2 separate regions of the Homo sapiens genome follow, and region 1 is linked to region 2. A link is a loop called in an ENCODE intact Hi-C map of the cell type or tissue named here. Cell type or tissue: heart right ventricle. All regions are shown on one strand. Region 1 holds the start of CLTRN (collectrin, amino acid transport regulator). Region 2 has its middle 2.5 kb from the start of BMX.

Region 1 (2,500 bases), 170 kb after region 2:
AGAAAGTAAGATAAGTTCTCAATAAATGCTGGCTGTTATAACAATCATTACTCATTGAGTCAATAATAAAATACCAAATTGATGAACTGGCCTGCAAACAGAATACCTCTAAGTTTCTTTAGCACTCTTTTTTCTGTTTCTATGCCTAAGGCATCTTAACGTCACCTTCTATTGGGGAAAAAATTTTGCAGACCACACTAGGAAACTGAAACTAGAATTAGACAATACTGTCTTTTTAATTCAATGATCTTTACCATTCCTATAGCCACATGGGCCCTATGACTATTTTTTAAACTTCTATTTCATAAGCATATATTTCATATGTTACTTTGATAATTGAGAATAATTGAAGAAACTTCAGGTTCAAATTGGAAATTTTTTGTGCTATGAAAGACTTTATGTGGGTAGAACTATCCCTTATTTTCAATGGTAGAAAATCGAGGCTAACAAAATTCAAATGACCACAACGGTGAGGAGTAGACCCAGTCCAGACCTGAACGACTGACTCAGGCCACTTGGCTTCACTATCCCGAGTTGAGATGCTGGTTTTTTAAGTTGTTTTGTGTGGCACAAAACTTCACATGTTGCCTAGCATACACTACTGATTAAATACTTTAGGCAAACCTACTTTATTAAAAATTCATATTATTCTATAATCTATCTTTAAGAAATCAGATTTGAGGTCTTTAGAAATAATTTATTCAAGATTAAGGTAACTATGCAGACAGGCCCATTATTAGAGAAAGCACAGTGTTATTAGCAAACAAAATTTAAAAAGAACACTCAGGTGCTCCACTTACTGCTTTATCTCCCAGAGCTGTTCTGATACTAAGTCTCACTTTAAAAGCATTTTCTGCACCTGCCAGAAAAGAAAAAAGAAAGAGCAGTATATGATGATTAGGATCTGCCAAAACAGAGTCTGAAAAATCCTAATATGTAATGCAACTCAAACTAATGGAACAAAGAACTACAATTAAACAGCCCCAAATACTCCTGGAAGTTTAACCTAAATCATCTTAGATGGTTTAATATTTTCTTTCAAACTCATTAAACACTCACTGCCCCAACTTTCAAGCCACAACATGTCTGCAGATTTAGAAAAATAAAGAGTTCTTTCAGTCGATGACTTGTCAAACATGTAGAAAACTGTTCATCTATTTTTAAATTTCAAGGCTACATACCTGGTTGACAGAGTTCAGCATGAATGGCAGTCACCAGAAAAAAGAGCAGCCACAACATTCTTTCAGGGTGGAAAACACAAGGCAAAGTGAGAAAAAAAAAATCCACGCTGCACTTAAATCTGCCTTAGCCATTCTGTGACCCGGATTAGAATATCAGAGAAACAAGCGAGCCACCACCAAAAAGGTTTAATGATTAACACCCATCATTTGGGTTAATACTTCCATAAAAACAGCCCATCTCCTGTCAGTTATTTATGAAAACCTGTTTGGAAAACAGATTAGTTGTTTTCCCTACTCTGACTCTACCTCAAAAGAATGTCTTCTTTGCTGACTCAAAGTTGGAATCCTCCCCGACCCCTTCTGCGATTCTCTGGTTACGTGTATGATGGGAAGAATTGAGTCCTGTCTAGAGGTTTCCTTGACATGCACTTCCCACCTTTTCGAGGCTGAGATACCTGGTTCTTAGATAGGCTATCTTCATTCAGGAAACAAACGTGACTCCCTTCTCTCTGGTAAACAAAGGGTGCCCTCCGTGAAGGGCCTCACCTGACTCTCACCACAGCGGGTGAACATCCCAGGAGAGCTTCGGAGCTTCCTCTTACCTACTTAAGGTTAGAGGGTGGGAGGAGAGAGAGGATCGAAAAACTACCTATCGAATACTATGCTTATTATCTGGGTGACAAAATAATCTGTACACCAAACTCCAGTGACACACAATTTACCTATACAACAAAACTGCACAGGTGCCTGCACATTCACACATAGGGAATGATTGTGTTCAGCCCTGAGGTCTGGCACTTGAATTAAATCAAAGTTAATGATACAGAGCAGCACTGTCCAAGGGACATTCTGTGGCGATGGGAATGTTCTGTGTCTGTACTATCCAATATGGCAGCTACTACAGGTAGGAGGCCATTGAGCACTGGAAATGGAGCTAGTGTAGCTGAGAAATGGAATTTTTGTTTAATTTAATTTAAGTAGGCACATGTGGCTACTGACTACATTGGTCAGTACAGCAATACAACAGTAATTAAAAGTTACCCACTCTGAAGTACCTTCACTGGGTTATTTCTCTGATCCTCAGACACTTCACAATTGTTATCATCATCTCATACGGGAGGGAACTGAGGCTCCAGCGTTGAAGTCATTGGCAGCAATGGGATGAGTGGGATGGGTGTCACTTTACCAGCTAGGTTGACTTACACTTGAACCCTGTCTCCACCACACCCAACTGCTCTGTGTCTCTGGTCACCATTGGTCAAAATTGGAATTGATCAAATACCACAGTCTCACTGATAAGTGGGAGCTAAACATTGAGT
Region 2 (2,500 bases):
TCCAATAAATTTTATTCACAAAAACTCATGGGGCTCATAGTTCGCCAACTCCATGTAGACCACAAATACTTACCTCCGACTAGAAAAACAGGAGTAAGATTGACAAAATGCCAACAGTCTATGTAAAGGTTTCATGGGTGACAGGACAGGACATGGCTGATAACAAAAGGAAACAACAAACATTTTTGTGTCTACCTCCACCTCCTACTCACCCATTTCCTTTCATTAAAAACAGGGCAGTTTGTTCCGGCACTGAACCTGAGGTTTGATATGCAAGCACCCTTAGGAGAGGTGACATGTTAATCTTCAATTCTAGTAAGTGTGAATAATTCACATCTGATCCCAACTTACAAGCAGATTATTTTAGCACCAGAAGGAATACATGCAGGAGGTAATGGAGTGACGTCCCCAAAGAAGAGATACCCATGAACAAAGTTCAAACTGCAGAGATAAGCTGTTGGAGCCCTTGTGGTCTTACTCTTTAGTGAGGAGAGACAAATAATAAAGGTAATAAATAATTAAATTATGTATTATGCTATAAGGTGATGAGTCCTGTAGAAGAAAGAAAACACAGAGCAGAGTAAGGGAGATTGGAGTGCTGGGTGGAGGGTGAGGCTGTGATATTAAACAGGGTGGTCTGCGTAGGGCTATTAGGAAGATGCCATTAGAAGCAGAACCTGGAAATGAGGACACGAGCCAGTCAGATATCTGGGACAGTTTGCCAAGCAGAGGATACTGCCAATGCAATGGCCCTGGAGCAGATGTTGCTCAGAATATTGGAGGAGTAGAAAAGATGCCAGTTTCAGGAGTGGTAAGATGAAGTAGAATAATCATGTGATGATGTTAGAGACAGTCCTAGGGGACCAGAACAGGGGGGACAAGCGAAGAGTTCAGACTGGAGAAGTGCTAAGATGTGACTTACATTTAAAGAATCACTCTGGCCACTCAGTGGAGAATAGACTGCAGGGGCAAGAGTGGAAGAAGGAGAACAGTCAGGAGACTAGTACAATATTCCCCCTGGGGGTGGTGGCAACTCAGACCAGTAGGTGGCAGTAGAGGTATTGAAAAGTGGCCAAACGGGGGTACATTTGCGGCTAGTGCTAACCTTATTTCATGAAGGATTGAACGTTTGGTGCAAGAGAAGGGTAAAAATTAAGGATGACTCCATATTCTTTAGCCAGAGCAACTGGAGGGGGAGAGTTCCTATTAGCTGAGAAGAGGAAGACTGTAGGAAAAACTAGTTTTGGGGGTGGGGGGGTGGGTGTGAATCAGGAGGTCAGCTTTGGACAAGTTTTGACATATATATCAGATATCCCAAGTACAGATGGACAAGTTGACAGTCAAACATAAGTTTGGAATTCAGGGAAGAGGTCCTGGCTGTCATAAGCATATAGATGGTGTTTAAAGCCATGAGTCAAGTGAATTTTCTAAAGTGAGAGAAAAATACAGGTCAGCCACAAGCCAGAAGGACTCTGATTATCTCATTTTCTTTCTTCCTCTCTCTCTCTCTCTCTCTCTCTCTCTCTCTCTCTCTCTCCCTCTCTCTCTCTCTCTCTCCTTCCCCCTTTCTCTCTCTCTCTCTCTGACAATGGATTCTACCAGGTTCTTTTTTATTTTAAAAATGTAAGCACAAGTAAACAGGCTTGTTCACATCATGAAGTCAAATTATCCCATGCCATGTCCCTTTAGCTGTGGCCTGCTAAAGGCTTGCATGAACAAGCTTAGGAGAAAATTCCTAAAATTCTAACTGAGTAAAGATGACAATGCAGAGTATAATTTGAGTAAATGAAGTCATATTATCGTAATAGCAGATTGCCAAAAGTTAGGATGTAACTAAACTCATGGAAAATACAGAGCCAAAGAAACAGGAGAAGTAGCAGAGGAAGTGAATGAATAGAATAAAGTAAATAAATCTGTGACATTTTGCCTTAGAGGAAACCACTCCTCCCAGCTGTCCTTGGGTGTTTTATGCCCCCAAGAAGGGATGGAAATCCCAAGAGATTGTGCCCAGGTGTTTCCACAGTTATACCGACTGTATTAGTCCATTTTCATACTGCTATGAAGAAATACTCAAGACTGGGTAATTTATAAAGGAAAAGAGGTTTAATGGACTCACAGTTCCATATGACTGGGGAGGCCTCACAATCATGGTGGAAGGTGAAAGAGGAACAAAGGCATGTCTTACCTGGTGGCAAGCAAGAGTGCGTGTGCAGGGGAACTGCCCTTTATAAAACCATCAGATCTGGTGAGACTTATTCACTGTCATGAGGACAGCACGGTAAAAACATCCACTCCCGTGATTCAATTACCTCCCACTAGGTCCCTCCCACAACATGTGGGGATTATGGGAACTACAATTCAAGATGAGATTTGGGTGAGGACACAGCCAAACCATATCACCAACTCCTCCTTCCCCTACCCTAAGTTTACTTTTTATTCTAGAATCGAACTTTTGCCATATTACCATATATAAGTTGTGAAGTAAATACAAATCGCCATG

Evidence for each region. A loop is a pair of places that touch in the nucleus more often than their neighbours do. Peaks named below come from ENCODE experiments on the same cell type or tissue, not always from the same donor. Only the 100,000 strongest peaks of a DNase experiment are listed, where the experiment ranks them.
Region 1: it touches region 2 in a loop (3-fold over the local background); 30 of 110 quality-filtered maps call a loop at or near these places.

Annotation. Positions count from the first base shown.
Region 1 is chrX:15,663,537-15,666,036 of GRCh38, forward strand. It overlaps CLTRN (collectrin, amino acid transport regulator), which reads right to left and starts at 1,269. Exons shown (of 6, transcript NM_020665.6): 1 at 1,182-1,269; 2 at 801-859. The coding sequence starts at 1,239. In heart right ventricle, no CTCF peak of the experiment used is centred here; no DNase peak of the experiment used is centred here.
Region 2 is chrX:15,497,040-15,499,539 of GRCh38, forward strand. No RefSeq gene overlaps it. Among named protein-coding and RNA genes, the nearest start is that of BMX, 2.5 kb to the right of the region's middle. In heart right ventricle, a CTCF peak has its summit at 1,018 (motif pointing right); a DNase peak (open chromatin) is centred at 1,042.